Linked DNA regions of Homo sapiens: region 1 is linked to region 2. A link is a loop called in an ENCODE intact Hi-C map of the cell type or tissue named here. Cell type or tissue: lower leg skin. All regions are shown on one strand.

What was found. Hi-C counts contacts between places; a loop is a spot of excess contacts. Peaks named below come from ENCODE experiments on the same cell type or tissue, not always from the same donor. Only the 100,000 strongest peaks of a DNase experiment are listed, where the experiment ranks them.
Region 1: it touches region 2 in a loop (2.3-fold over the local background); 8 of 110 quality-filtered maps call a loop at or near these places.

Annotation. Positions count from the first base shown.
Region 1 is chr18:45,981,551-45,989,550 of GRCh38, reverse strand. It overlaps PSTPIP2 (proline-serine-threonine phosphatase interacting protein 2), which reads left to right. Exons shown (of 15, transcript NM_024430.4): 14 at 792-849; 15 at 4,101-6,015. The coding sequence ends at 841. Among named protein-coding and RNA genes, the nearest start is that of EPG5, 18 kb to the right of the region's middle. In lower leg skin, no CTCF peak of the experiment used is centred here; no DNase peak of the experiment used is centred here.
Region 2 is chr18:45,710,108-45,718,107 of GRCh38, reverse strand. The region is part of intron 6 of LOC105372093 (a long non-coding RNA gene); the gene reads left to right. It overlaps LOC105372092 (a long non-coding RNA gene), which reads right to left and starts at 4,959. Exons shown (of 4, transcript XR_935422.3): 1 at 1,142-4,959. In lower leg skin, no CTCF peak of the experiment used is centred here; no DNase peak of the experiment used is centred here.

The DNA.
Region 1 (8,000 bases), 270 kb before region 2:
TGAGTGTACTAGTCTGTTTACATGCTGCTGATAAAGACATACCCAAGACTGGGAAGAAAAAGAGGCTTAATTGGACTTACAGTTCCACATGGCTGGGGAAGCCTCAGAATCATGGCGGGAGGTGAAAGGCACTTCTTACATGGTGGTGGCAAGAGAAAATGAAGAAGATGCAAAAGCGGAAACCACTGATAAAACCATCAGATCTCGTGAGACTTATTCACTACCAGGACAACATTGTGGGGGAAACTGCCCCCATGATTCAAATTATCTCCCACTAGGTCCTTCCCACAACGGTGGAAATTATGGGAGATACAATTCAAGATGAGATTTGGGTGGGGACACAGAGCCAAAACCTATCAATAAGGGAGGAGGACAGTTTATGCTGCACTTAACAGTTCACTAAAAATTTAGTGATGGAAAAAAAACTGTAGTGGCTGAAATTATATCTTTGAACAATATGAAGATTTAAGGTATTTTATTTCTTGTTGTTTTAGAATTACCACTTGGTAATGTAGGATGCTATTTCTGTCCATTTTTAAAGATGATTTTACTGTGGGTACTGTACCTGAGCATGGATGAAAAAGGGCAAAGAAGTCAGAATAGTGATTTCCAGAATGTCCTCTGGTTTGGAGTCGTGACTACCATTTATAGTTTTTGTTGGCAGATCTATTTTCTCTTTACAAAAGGATAGACACCAGAATCTGTAAGTGAAATGCCCTGGCTTGAAAAGGGTGAGATCTTATTATGAAAAATTGATGTTACTGTTGTTTTCTGTGTTCTGCCTTTTGCAGATGATCCCAATTACTCTTTGGTTGATGACTACAGTTTGCTCTATCAGTAAAATCAATGGTAAGAACCTTTATTTTTCACATAATTGAGTCATGTGTAGACTGGTAATTGTGCTATTGAAGCCTTTGAACCTTATTTATAACACTACCACAAACTAGCAAGGCCTTGCATGAGGCAGGTACACTGGCCAGCATGCTGTCCCTTCAGGACACCTCTGTGGATCCCACAGCTGGAAGCAGACTGGAGACCCCTCCATACCTATTTGAATGAGGTTATTTTTCCTTCATTGATTATTCCACAGTAACTCTTTATCTGCTTTTTTTTTTCGAAGCAGAGTCTCGCTGTGTCACCCAGGCTGGAGTGCAGTGGTGCGATCTCAGCTCACTGCAATCTCCACATCCTGGGTTCAAGTGATCTTCCCACCTCAGCCTCTTGAGTATCTAGGATTACAGGCATGCACCACCACACCCAGCTAATATTTTTTGTATTTTCAGTAGAAACAGGGCTTCACCATGTTGGCCAGGCTGATGTTGAACTCCTGACCTGAAGTGATCTGCCCACCTCAGCCTCCCAAAGTGCTGGGATTACAGGCATGAGCCACCATGCCCAGCCCTCTTTATCTGCTCTTATTAAGCTCTTTTATAGTTATTACACACCTGGATTTAAGGCAGTGCTCATCAACAAAACACACATCATCCTCACTGTTAAAGTAATTTAGATTTTAGCTTACTCTCCCACCATCTAAAAGAGGAAAAGTCAAATAAAAAGAAGTGCAAATGATATCACACTCATTATACACACAAGGTCATCATGGAGGTCATCCTGCAGATTATTATTGCTCTGAATAAGCAAACCATGAGGATTCTTAGACGAGGACTGAACACTGCTAAGCCAACTGTAGCTGCAAAGATATACTGCATGGTGACTTTTTCTTAGGCACTCAGGTGCTTGGAACATTCTCCAAGTCAAAATCATTCTTCACAGATGTGAAGAAATGCCTCAGAAGCCAAAGTAGCGATACTAAAAAAAACTCTTCATAAAGTATCATTCTTTTACCCCAGTGGGCTTATCTTGGGGTAAAAGAATTATATAGGTACACACGAGCTAAGAAAAGGTCTGAAGAGATATATTCCTAAATAGGTAATATTTTTCCTTCCTGTTTTTGAATTTGTCTGCAATGAAAATGTGTTACTGCTTTGACTAAAAACTGTTTTAAAGGGTTGATCCACTTACATATTCCTGATCTCAGTGTGGACTGAGCTACACTTCTGAACTACACGTCTTCGCATTTCTTGTTAGTTGTATGCCCTGGATAACAGTATCAGAAGACCAAGTGGCAGGCAGTGGGTGGGTGGGATGCCAGAAGTCAACAGAGAAAGGCAACAGCCTCTCTCTCACCCTTCCTGGTTTGGTGTTGGTTACATATACTGTCATTTATCAACCTAAACAGATTTTAACAGTGCTCCAGGGTGATTTTCTATAGCGTTCTATACCACCAAAGTGAGCACATCAAACATTGTTTGTCTCCAGTCCTCTAAAAACACCTACTTTGTGACTTATAGCCAACTGGCTATCTAGGACAGATGCCAACTTGTCCTAATTACATAAAAATAATCAGCTAATGACTGGGCACAGTGGCTCACGCCTGTAATCCCAGCACTTTGGGAGGCTGAGGCAGGTGGATCACTTGAGACCAGCCTAATCAACATGGTGAAACCCCATCTCTACTAAAACAAACAAACAAAAAATACAAAAAAGTAGCCAGCCATGGTGGCAGGCACCTGTAGCCCCAGCTACTTAGGACCCTGAGGCAGGAGAATCACTCGAACCCAGGAGGTGGAGGTTGTAGTGAGCTGAGATTGCGCCACTGCACTCCAGCCTGGGCGACAGAGCAAGACTCAGTCAAAGGAAAGAATCAGCTGGTTTCTATTATATTTAAACATAAGTCCTTAAATTGCTTAATATAATTGCTTAATATATTTAATATTTAAGCAACTTTGCTATAAAATATATGGAACTTGAAGACATAAAGTACCCTGTTCTTTAACTATATATAACTTAGGACCTACAAATCTACAAATAGATGCTAGTCTTTACAATCAGTCATCATTTCTTCTTCATTTCATAAGCCTCCCTCTTTCTCATGGAAAGGGGCAAGGCCCTAGTTAGAGGCAGAGTGGAAACCTGGTAAATCAATGACTTGGAATTCAGATGTGGCACCTGCTCTCTGGAGCACTGTGTAGATGATGGGCAGGTCACTGGCAGTCCTAAGTGTTTCTTTTTATTTTTTACCTTTTTCTTTTCTGTTCTTACTTGTTTGGGTAAAGAATATATTCTAGTAGCTTAATAGTACCACTTGACCCAACAACTGTAGTTCCTCAGAGTCTAAGAGTGTGATGTTTGAATGCAAGATGCTAGTGCCAACACATGTACTTGAGTTATATCATTTCACTGGAGTTCACTGGAATCTGTGCCAGTTCAATGAGTTGGGGTTCAACATATACATCAATTTCAGAAAATTTTACTAAAGGGAGTATACAACACATTCATATTCAGTATACAACATATACTGAATTTCAGAAAATTTTAAAGAAGGAAGTCTAATTTAGTGAATAACTTACTAAGCAACTTATCACAACAATTAAAATAGTTTGAATGAACTTTTGGAAAATAAATTTAAACAGGGTCCCGGTACGGTGGCTCATGCCTGTAATTCTAGCACTTTGGGAGGCCAAGGCGGGCGGATCACCTGAGGTCAGGAGTTTGAGACCAGCCTGGCCAACATGGTGAAACCCTATCTCTACTAAAAATACAAAAACTAGCCAGGCACAGTGGCGGGTGCCTGTAATCCCAGCTACTTGGGAGGCTGAGGCAGGAGAATCACTTGAACTTGGGAGGCGGGGGTTGCAGTGAGCTGAGATTGCGCCACTGCACTCCAGCCTGGGTAACACAGCAAGACTCTGTCTCAAAAAAAAAAAAAATTTAAACAAGAAGAGTTAGGAATTTGTGATTTGTTTTGTAGTTGTTGATTTTAGCTGCTATTCCTGTTGTTAATTCTAACATGTTTAGGTAAAGATAGATTAAAAATTTCAAATTTGAAATATGTATAAAAATGTAAATGTATGTATTATTTACCATAAAGCAATGCTGTTATCGTCACATTCCATTTCTCATTGCTTGGAATACCCATTCCTCACCATTTGTTTTCCTTGGCCTGCACCCTTATTCTTGTTGAATATACTCTCAAGGTAGGAGAGAGTATTGACAAGCACCTTTCATTCAGAGGAAATTTCTTTGTTATTTTCTTTCAGAAACCAGAGCTTTTTCCGGCTAGTGCTTCTGTGATATGGAAAGGGCACCCAGAGCAGCAGGACCTATAGCCACGTTATGTCAGCAATGAAGACTTTGAAGTGAACCCTTGCTATAATTTTTTAGAGATTTAAAATTTATGGTAGACATTTAGGACAACATAAGCAAGTAGAGTTCTGCAGTTTTTTGAAGTTTACAAATTGCCCCATTCTGAAGAATTATTCTTTCCCAGTTACTCAGGTTATGAATGAATTAGGTTTTCAACATGGGAAGCATGAAATCCACTTCTGGATTTGGAGCATCCACTTGAGGAGCAGAGGTGGCAGCAGAGGATTCTGAGCCACCAACTGCAGTAGTGGCTCCTTTGGCTTTGGGCAGCCTGGCTGTGGAGTTTCCACGGCGACACACAGCCTCAGTGGTGCAAGATTTAAAATTACCTTCCTTTTTGGCTGGAAGACTTAGAAGCCGCCTGATCATACTTTCTCATTTTACAGATGAGGAAATAAAGCCTACAAGTGTGAAATTAATTTCCTTACAGTTTTCCTAGCTGATGAGGGACAGAACCAGAACTAGAGCCTGAGCCCAACCCACATCACTATTCTTCTAACCCTTCCTGAAGTTGTGATGCTCATGCTGAAATTTAAGATGCCAAATATTTTTGCCAGCACTTTTTCAGTTGGGAGAATCACCAGGGTTTAAATGTCAGATTTATTTTTATGTGGATCCCTGTGTATGCTGAACTACAGAGCATGATGTTTAATCTAATTTAAGGAGCCACTGATTGTAAAACATGCCATTATTTTATGTTGCACTAAGAAGGTGGGGTCGAGGAGTTGCCAATAAACTTGGGACAGACTATTGATGGCCAAGCCCATCTGAATTTAAGATGCTAAAGTATGAAAAAAATACATCTTAGAATCAATGAAATACCATATTTTGATTCCATTCCTCAAGATAATTTTAGAGTTATAAAACCAGTCCTCAATTTTGGGTCTTCACAGAGAATCTTTCCCTTGCTAGACCCCAGAATTTTAAATGCATCCGTCTTACACTTTCACAAATATTTGGGTTTTCCTTTTTCACTCACAAACAGCAGGGAGGTCATGTACTTTTTGTACAACACCTGTGCACTATGAGAAAATGGTACCTTTTAGTTATTGACAAGTTAAAATAGCACTCTCAGTTTTTCAGTATTACAGAGAGCAAATAGTTTCCTCTCCTGCTCTGTGCAGTAGCTTTTCCAGAACTATGGACAAATTGATCAGAAGAAGATTGATTATTTCCTCATCTTTTTTTCTTTTTTTTGAGACAGAGTCTCTCTCTGTCCCCCAGGCTGAAGTGCAGCGGCATGATCTCAGCTCACTGCAACCTCTGCCTCCCGGGTTCAAGTGATTCTCCTGCCTCAGCCTCCTGAGTAGCTGGGATTACAGGCACCCACCACCACACCTGGCTAATTTTTTGTATTTTTAGTAAAGACAGGGTTTTACCATGTTGGTCAGGCTGGTCTCAAACTCCTGACCTCAGGTGATCCACCTGCCTCGGCCTCCCAAAGTGCTGGGATTACAGGCGTGAGCCACTGCGCCCGGCCTATTTCCCCACCTTTCGTGTAAGGTGCTACTGAACATGACAGCTTCTTGTCATGACAGGAAACTTGCATCAGTTGGATATCCTTTTGAGAAACTGAATTTTGCAAAGGGCCAAATTTCCCCAAACTGAACGGGCTCAGGAAATGTTCCTTTACACTCAGAACATTCTATTTTAAGTATATTATTTATTGTTGGCAGTTCCTCAGGGATTTCCCTTTTCTCTGTATTGGTCAGTGTAGTTGATGTAAAACCGTTTTGTGGATGGAAAATATTTTTATTTTATTGCTCTTTTAGTTTGGTAGGTTAAATAAAGGTTCTTGGTAATTTGGGATTTGTTTCGTATTTTTGTGTTGACCATATCGCTCTTCCAAGCTTTATTTGATCCCTTGCCACATTTGTGATTGTTAGGCTTCAAAAAGACAAACCGCTGGTCAGGGAAGCCAAATGGAGATGGTGCCGAACTACTTTGTACTAATCCTTCAGAGGTCAATTGCAGTGTTACTTCCTCTGCGAGACACCATCTCTGCCTTCAGACTAGGTTGGATCCAACTACTGTATCTCTCCTCCCCCTCCATTTTCCTTGTTATGATATGATTCACCCTTGAAATTAATTGTTCAAAGCCTGTCTTCCTTTTTAGACTGGAACCCCAATGGTAGCAGGGCCATTGTCTATTCTTTTTCCTGCTGTATCTCCAGCACCTGGCACATAGTAGAGACTATGAAAGAATTAGTGGCCCATAAGAAAACATAGCTAGAGAAACAACCACTTGAAAGAGAAATAAGGAGTGCAAAGTGAGTGAAGCCAAACGAGTACATGTGTTAAATTTAGTAAATGTGAGCTATTCTACAGACTGTTGGTATATTAATTTGGGTTCCATCAGAAGCAGACCCCGAGATAAGGATTTGTGTACAAGTACTTTTTCCAGAAAGTGCCAGTATGGAAGTGGGGAAGCCAGATAGGGAAAGGAAGAAAGGCAAAAACAGTGTGCATTATCAAGTAAGCTACATGGCAGGCAGCTGGAGCTTACTCTTGTTGAAGACTCCCAGGAAACAGTGCAGAACACACAACTGGGGCTGGGTGCGGTGTAATCCCAGCACTTTGGGAGGCCGAGGCAGGTGGATCACCTGAGGTCAGGAGTTCGAGACAAGCTTGGCCAACATGGTGAAATCCTGTCTCTATTAAAAATTAAAAAATTAGCTGGGCATGGTGCGCGTGCCTGTAATCCCAGCTACTCAGGAGGCTGAGGCAGAAGAATTGCTTGAACCCGGGAGGTGGAGGTTGCAGTAAGCCAAGATCGCGCGCCACTGCACTCCAGCATGGGCAACAGAGTGAGACTCTGTCTCAAGAAAAAAAAAAAAAAAAAAAGAACACACACACACTTAGGAGATATTGCACCTAAGCCACAAGGGAGCTGGAGTATTTATTCACCAACTCCTGTCAGTCACTGGTTGCAGAATGCTCCTAGGAGGCATTAATTTCCCAGCACTTCTGGGCTGCCTCCAACGCTGGAGAGTGGGAACAGTCTGAGAGGGTCCTTAGGCAGGAACACAGTTCCTGACAGTTGGAACTGTGTGTTTAAGGAATTGAGAGGTACTGAAGGGATGTGGATGGGGCATTGACAGCATCTGACCCCACATGGTTCAGATGCATCCATACCCCACTTTTTACTCCATCCTATCACTACTTCTTCAAGTCCCAACTTCCAAAAACAGACACACACACATACAAAGGAAACAGTTAGCAGGACCAGCTATATTTCCTGTTCTTACAGATAATCTTAAATCCATAATTGATATTCATCATCTCCTTCCTCCCCCTACTATTATGGATGAATCATGCACCCCACCCTCACACACAATTCATATGTTGAAGTCCCAGCTGCCAGCCAGTACTTCAGAATGTGGCCATGTTTGGAGACAGAGCCTTTAAAGAGGTGATTAAATTGAAGGGAGGCCGTTGAGGTGGGGCCCTAATCCTAGTGACTGGTGTTCTCCTAAGAAGAGGAAGAGGCCAGATGCGGTGGCTCATGCCTGTAATCTCAGCACTTTGGGACGCCAAGGCTGGCAGAGCACTTGAGGTCAGGAGTTTGAGACCAGCCTGGCCAACATGGTGAAACCCCAACTCTACTAAAATACAAAAATTAGCCGGGCGTGGTGGCAGGGACCTGTAATCCCAGCTACTCAGGAGGCCGAGGCAGGTGAATCACTTGAACCCCGGAAGCAGAGGTTGCAGTGAGCCAAGTTCGCGCCACTGTACTCCAGCCTAGGTGACAGAGGGAGACTCTGTCTCAAACAAACAAACAAACAAACAAAAAA
Region 2 (8,000 bases):
TTTTTCTCACTCAGCTGAGGTTGCTGATTATTTTCTCCCAACACCTGGACCAAGGGACATATTTAAACTGGGGGCTAATGTTTAGTTTTGTCCTGGGCCTGAGGTGGCTAGGATGTGCTGATGTGAGGGAAGTCAAAGAGTTTATTCCTGGGTAGGTCACTTAGCTTTCTAGTCCCCAGCAGCATGACACAATGGCACGCCGGCCAGCCAGTCCCAAAGTGTCAGTGGAGGTCTGAAAGTGGGCCAGGGGAGTGAGGATGGGTGAGGAAATGTCCTTCCTTCATACAGAAGAGTGTCTAAGGCATGGTTCAGGAGATGTCATCTTTGAAGACAAGTGTCTGTGATCTCACAATTAAACCCACATCAACATGGACAATGAATTAAACATTGTTGAGTGAGATGGAAAATCCTAGGCAGAAACTTAAACACCCTTGTGATATGATGAGTAAAACAATATCCCCATGTGGACTTTTAATGCCCAACATCACTTAGCATTTTGGCTCCTTCTGACTCACACTTTTGTAAAACCTGGGGTCTACAGAACCCCCAAGAGACTTGACTGCCATGTAAGTCTCACAACCAATTGCTCAATAGCTTTATTTTTATTTTTTGTAACCAAGGGGTCTTGCTAGGTTGCCCAGGCTGATCTTGAACTCCTGGCCTCAAGCAACCCTCTCACCTCAGCCTCCAAAAATGCTGGGATTATAGGGGAAGACCACACTTGGTCCTCAATAGCTTTTTATCCTCAATGTTTAATAAGGAGAAATTCATTTTAACATCCATGACAGCCTTGAAGGATGAAGTTACCCAGGGGCATCCCAGGTGGTTGGTGGAGTACCCAGAACTTTGTTCTGTTATCTAAGATTTCTCTTTGAGGAGATGGTGGGGGGCTCTGGCCTTTTCTCTTGATTATGGCAAGAGATGGCATTATGGTCCCTAGAGTAGCCTCAAGCCTTTTTTTTTTTTTTTTTTGCTTCAAGCAGATTGTTCCATTTATTTCTCTACTTGGTGTATTCCATTCTATTATTTAAAAATCATCCTAATCCTAATCAGAAAACCTTACAATATGACTTCCTCATGGAGGCCATTCACTTTTATAGTCCTTCCTTCAGTAGATTCACACTGGGTAAAGCCATCTCACCTGTTATTATGCCTTTCCTCAATCCCAATGTGACACCCATTTCCTACTCAACTTGGCTTCTGAACTTTCTTGTCCATTAGAGCCACACCACCTTTCTCATTTCCTCCGTTCACTCATCCATCGTGTAAGAGATGCCAAACACAGGAGGATTCCTAAATGAAGAAATGTTGTTCTTGATGTTAAGGATTTTAGTTTGGTGAAATTCTCTATCTTTCAGAATCTTCTCCTCAGCTCCTAAATGTGTGTTGCCTCCAGTGTTGGCTTGGATTCTCAGCTCCTTATGTATTTTCCCTTGGCAAATTCCTGTATCCTACTTTCTTTCCCATTCTGCTTCATCCCACTACAGCATGTTATGTTTAGCCAGTTTATTGGAAACAGTCCTGGAGAAGGAATGGAGAGATACTAGTTCTGACAAGGTTGCCATTTCATTTATTGGCTTCTCAATTGCTCACTTCTTAGGAGAAGAGTTGGGCTAACTCAGCGATTCCCAGGCTTGTCTGCACATTGGAATTACCTGGAGAGCTTTAAAAAATGTGGATAGAGCATCCCTCCCCTAGAGAGTCTATTGTAATTAGTTTGGGGTGTGGGGGGGTTTAAAGTTTTCTTGGTGATTCTAACGTGCAGGCAGGGTTGCGAACCACTATGCTGAATCTACTTAACGCTAATTCCCCACTCTCTAGAACAAGGAACTGCTTCACAGTGGGATCAGGTAGATTTTGGAGTTTAATAGACCAGGTTCAATTTCCAGCCAGCAATGACACCTCAGGGAAAATCACTTCACCTTTTTGAGCCTAATTCCACTATGAAATTAATGAAGATTAATAATATCTACCTTCCAAATATAAGGATCAAACAAGATCATAGAACAGGACAGGCATTCAAGCAAAGGTAATTATTATTATTTCTCCTAAAACAACAGTTCCTGTCTCTGACTTCATTATTTCCGCCAATGGTGTTACCATTATCTCAGTTCCTAGGCTCAACAAATGCTTGCTGAGTGAGCACCAGATGGTGGAGCCGATCATCCTTCCTTGTGAAGGAGAAGTGAAGGTTAAATTTCACTCACTTTGGTGAATGTTTTCAGGTCTTGCTACTCACAGTGTGGTCCCCAGATCAGCAACATTGACATCCCCTGGAACTTGTTTAGAAATGAAACATCTCAGTCCCACCCAGACCTTCAGAATCAGAATTTGCATTAAGTAGGTCCCCAGGGGATTTGTTTGGAAAGCACTGCTGTAAAGCATCCCTGTCCTTGAGACTAGGTGAAAAGGCATGAATTCAGCCCCTGGAGTGGGGACAGTTTACAAATTCCGATGTCTTGTTTGGAGATGCCATGGTGAGCCCAAGTGAGTCATGGTGGCATTCCAGCTGGCAGCAGGGAGTGTGCCGTTGCATGCTGGGCCACACCAATGGAAGGCAACACTCTAGGCCAAGCCTTGTCCTCCCATTAAACTTCATCAAGTCACTCCATCAGGTCCCACCCTCTGCGTGGTGCTGGTTGCTTCATATAGGTTTGGTGGGTGCCTTGAGGCCATCAGTTACCATGAGACATCATCACATGTCACGGGAGGGTGATGCTTGCACACACAGGGGCAGGGCTTCCTCCAGCCCAGGGAGTCTGGCAGCACCTTGTGTGGTTTAGCCAGAGGCCTCTGCATCCTGCCCACTCACAGGACTGACACCCGCTGCATTGCAGGAGCAATCCCCACCCCAGGGTCTCAGGGGACTTCTTGAAACATTTTCTTGGTGGGTTCCATGCCCTGGTTTTTCCACCTTGGATTCCCTGATCTTTGTAAATTCAGGGACCCTGCAGTAATTCTCTCCTATACCACACCAGTATACATATGACTTCTTTGTCCAAAAGGCCAAAATAACAAAACACTGTGTGGAACTGTACTTTCTGTAGCCTACATTATAAAAATAGACATTTTGAAGGCAATTTTCTAAATGACACTGCCATCCCATCTGCTATCCCTCCTACCCCAGGACAGGGGTGGGTAAGCATCTTCCATTATGACTGCCTGATGGAGAAAAGGTCAAACTTCAGGCCACAGTCATTGGCATGCATCTCCCAAAATATTTCTCTTTCCTCTCACCGTAATTACAGGATCTTGCAACTGTCTGCTTTATAGAGCTTCCCCACTCACTGGCTAGCTTCCTGAGGGCAGAGTCTGGGATGGTCTTGTTTACTGATGTAGCCCCAGGTTCAGTGTCTGGCTCATGGAGATTCATAATAGTTATTTGTTGAGTATATGGATGAATAAATGGGTGAACGACTCTGATACTTGAAGACTAGGATGAGTTCCTGTGAGGTCCTGAGATAGGGTGTGTGTGTCTCTAGGTTGGCAGGGAAGTCGGGGTACAATTCCTCTAAATATAGCCCTCAGAGCAGGGGTCCAGAATTGTGACTGGGACAGGTAGCCCAGGGTCAATGCCCTTGCCACTGGGGACACACACAGAGCTCATAGGTCCTGTGGCAGGTGAATCAGCCTTATGCACCAAGCTCCCAGGATGCCAGCCTTGGAGATCTACCCCAAGGGGAGAGGCTTTAGCTTGCTTCTAGGACTGCCCTGAACCTGGGGAGTGTCAAGCCTCAGTTCTAGGTGCATAGATTGGCCAGTTCTGGGAACACCCGAGCCATTCTGAAGCTGGCAAGCAGGAAGGAAGCCTGTATCTTCAGGCCCTCTTTGGCAGAGATCATTGTGGATGACACAGAACAATACCAATCCCAGCTGCCAAACCCAGAGGCCTGAGGCCCCTAAGGATCAGGTGTGGAATGGGACCGGTCCTTCCTTTACATCGTGGTCACAAGCTGTAAACTCATGATCCCTTGGCCAGTTCACCGCCTTCCTACTTTCCAAACTCAGCAACTTCTCTCAGGCTGCAGGCCATGCCCTTCCAATTAACTGTCATTTTTCACCCCCAATTTCCCATCCTACTGAGTATCTGGGTAAGTCCTCAGGACTCCAGGGAATGGTGTGAGGTGTGAGATAATTCTTGCACCTGGGGAGGCAATAAGACACAGGGAGCATCAGTGAAAGTCAAGGCTGCATAAGATCAATGGTGACATTGGGGCAAAATAATGCTTCTTCCTTAGCACACAAGGGGTTTGTAATATCATTAGCTAAAAGGGAACCCATTATGTGGTCTTCCAGGGAGGGACGGGATGCCCATCAAGTTCAATCAAGAACTGCCAGATTTTAAGTCTCCCTTAAATGATACTATGTGATATGCAATTAAGTGCTAAATTGTGGGCAGACACAATTTAGGATTAAGAGAGTTTGGGTAATATCAGTAGAGTCTAGAGTAAGCAGAAGGAACTTTACTAAAGATGTTGGCCTAATAAGGCCCTTAATATTTGAGTAGCATTTAGCGAAGGCAGGAAAAGAGAGAGTGGCCTTCAGGGGAGAGACTTAAGGATAAGCTAAGAGAAGCATGGCTTGTTTTAGGGGCTGCAAACAGCCTGTGATCAGACTAGAAGGTGTGTGCTGTGAGTCATGGCCTGTGAATCTAGCCCCCACTTATGTCCACAAGGAAAGCACTGTTTCTTTATGTTTGCATAAGGCATCAGAACTGATAGCATCTTCTGACATTCCCTTCCTCATGTTGTATGATACAATGACCAGACATGGAGCCCCTACTGCCCCTACCAAAGGACTCACCATCAAATAAAGTACAAGTAAGAAAAATACTATATTATCAAAGACAAGATGCAACTATGAATCCTATGCCATTTAAAATAGCAAAATTATGCTCTACGTTCAATAATATGGGCAATATGAACTAGAATGCATTGGGATTTCCTATATAAAGTAGGATTCAAGTAATAACTATAATAACAGTCTATATAACTATATAACATGTTATATATATAACTACATAACATTCTAATAACTATACAACATTCAAGTAATAACTATATAAACTGTAAGCAAATATTAAACACAGAGCAGTCTGATTTTTCTTCTTAACGTGGGAGAAATAAGCATCATTTGCCTGCTCTCTATTTTCCATGCATTTCTATGATTCTCTGTAATGATGGAAGGTTTCAAACACTTTCTACTGGTCTAAAACCTCCTTTGGCCAGGCATGGTGGCTAACATCTGTAATCTCAGCACTTTGGGAGGCCGAGACGGGTAGATCACTTGAGGTCCGGAGTTCGAGACCAGCCTGGCCAACATGGTGAAAACCCCATCTCTACTAAAAATACAAAAATTAGCCAGGCGTGGTGGTGGGCACCTGTAATCCCAGCTACTTGGGGGGCTGAGGCAGGAGAATTGCTCGAAGCGGAGGTTGCAGTGAGCCGAGGTTGTGCCATTGCACTCCACCCTGGGTGACAGAGCGAGACTCCATCTCAAAATAAATAAATAAAAATAAAACCTCCCTAAATGCAGCAGATGCTTGATGCCTGTAGCTCCAAAGTTCTGCCTGTTTTCGTATTAAATAAAGAATAGTAACAAATAAGAAGTGGTGGTTGCCACTTTAAGAAAGTTATGAAAACCTGCCAAGTCATTAGGATTTTTTAAAAAGTTCTTTACAACTTTGGGGCTTCTCTGAAAACAAGGGTGTTGGAACAAATTCTCTGAGGCTTTGCTGCCACTACCCTCTCCAGCTAGTAGGGAGGGAGGGTTCCTTACAGAACTGCTAACAAAGAAGACAGTTTTCCTGCCAAACAAGCTGATGCTGGAGACTTACTGGAAGAGAGATTATGACATTGGAAAATGATATGTAGGAATTATGAAGCCCAAAGGAAAGATGAGGTCTTCTGGATTATTGACCAGGTTTGCAGAGTGTCAAAAACCAGATGAACAGATATAACTCTAAAGTAATTGGAAATCAGGAGTAATTGAAGTTCTGTGGACAGAACAGTGTGAGGATGAAAGCAGCATTTAGGGAGCTTATCTGGGAGCAGTCCACGGGGAGGCCTGAGGGCCAGTGCCAGGGAGCCTCACTGTGAGCTCTCCTGAAGCAGGACAGTACTGAGAGGAAAGGGCTGAAAATATGAGATCATTCTGGAGGAAAAAAGAAATACCTTAGGCATGGAAGGGTGAATCAAAAATGGCATCAATTGTTGGCAGGGAAGTGGAGTTGCCAAAACTTACCCACACTGCTGGTAGAAATGTGCATTGATACGATCACTTTAGAAACTGCTGGCACCGGCTAGGTGCGGCAGCTCACTCCTGTAATCCCAGCACTTTGGGAGGCTGAGGCAGGTGGATCACCTGAGGTCAGGTGTTTCAGACCAGCCTGGCCAACGTGGTAGAACTCCGTCTCTACTAAAAATAAAAGAAAAAGTAGCTGGGTATGGTGGTGGGCGCCTGTAATCCCAGCTACCTGGGAGACTTGAACCAGGGAGGTGGAGGTTGCAGTGAGCCAATATCGCGCCACTGCACTACAGCCTGGGTGACAGAGTGAGACTCCATCTCAAAAAAAACCAAAAAAACCAAAAAAACCCAAAAAAACTGCTGGCAGCATCTCTGAGAGCAGAAATGCATAATCCATGGCCCAGCAATTCCTTCTTGGGACTATACACAAAAGAAATGTGTACATATAGTCACAAGAAAAGACATGCACCATCAAGTTCAGTACAGCAGGACTCATCAAAGCCCCCAAAGGGAAACAATCTGATTGCCATCAGCAATATATTGGGTAAGTCATACTGTACTTGCACAGCAAGAGAATGGGTGGTCTACCCTTCCATGCAATGGTATGAATGAATCTCACAATGTTGACCAAAAGAAGCCAGACATGGAAGAGAACAGACTGTATAATTTCATTTATACAAAGTTCAAAAACAGGCTAAGCAGACAGAAGTCAGGCCATTGGTCATCCCTGGAAGAGGGCCCTGGGGGACTTCTGGGATGCTGATAATGTTCTGCTGCTTGATCTGGTGCTTGTTACCTGGGTGTGTCCATTCATGAAGGTTCATCAAGCTGTCTACTTGTGATGTGTGCACTTCAATGTAAATCTATCATGCTTTAATAACAATGTTAAAATGAAAATAGGAAGTGGAGCAAAGTGAACTAGGAGTCCATTCTGTGACAGAGTCTGAGATGTCTGGGCAGGCAGGTGGACATGGCCAGGATGCAGTTGGAGATGTGGGATTTTGGACTGGGTAAGAATCCAGGGCTGGAGACACCGAATTTGGGGATTGTTTGCACAGAAGTGACAGGGAAGATGAGAGCATGGGCATAGGGGAGCAGTTAGCATCACCTAGAAGCAGTTGGAGCCAGCTAGAAGCAATTAGAACCAGTTGGCTGTTAAAGCCAGGAGGATGAGGAGCACGCAGAGCCATTCATCAGAGTCCTATTCAGCACTTTCCCCCAGTAGGTCCCTGCGCTTGGCTCTGCCATCCGTGATTTCTGTCCTTTAGGACTTACGTTTTAATTGGGTGGGGCAGATGCTTCCTCATCATTTCATGTGGCATTATCTTCCTTTTACAAGCTGAGGAAACAGAGGGTTGGCGAGGTGAGCTGTCCAGGGCTGGTGAGGGGTGGAGTGTTGGCACCTGTTCAGCCTCCCGCACACTTCAGGGTATGCGGTGCCTCTAACCCTGCAGCTCTCAACAACAGAGGGCAGCAAGGTTCCTGGGCAGGTCAGCTGGCCTCACAGAAGGGCCCTGAAAGTCAGTGGAGGGGGTGGTAAGCAACATGCTGCTCTGCACTCTTCCCTGGAATACAGGACCTCTCAGGATAAAGAAGGAATGTGTTGTAACCCACGTGCACACACAGCAGTGACACAGGCTTGTTTTCCCACTGCCTCATGTGAGCTGCTGGGATTGTGCTTTTCCTGAAAGCACATCAGGCCAGGAGGTCAGGGTGCCATTCCAAACCCCTGTGTACTCCTGGGGGCCGGGATG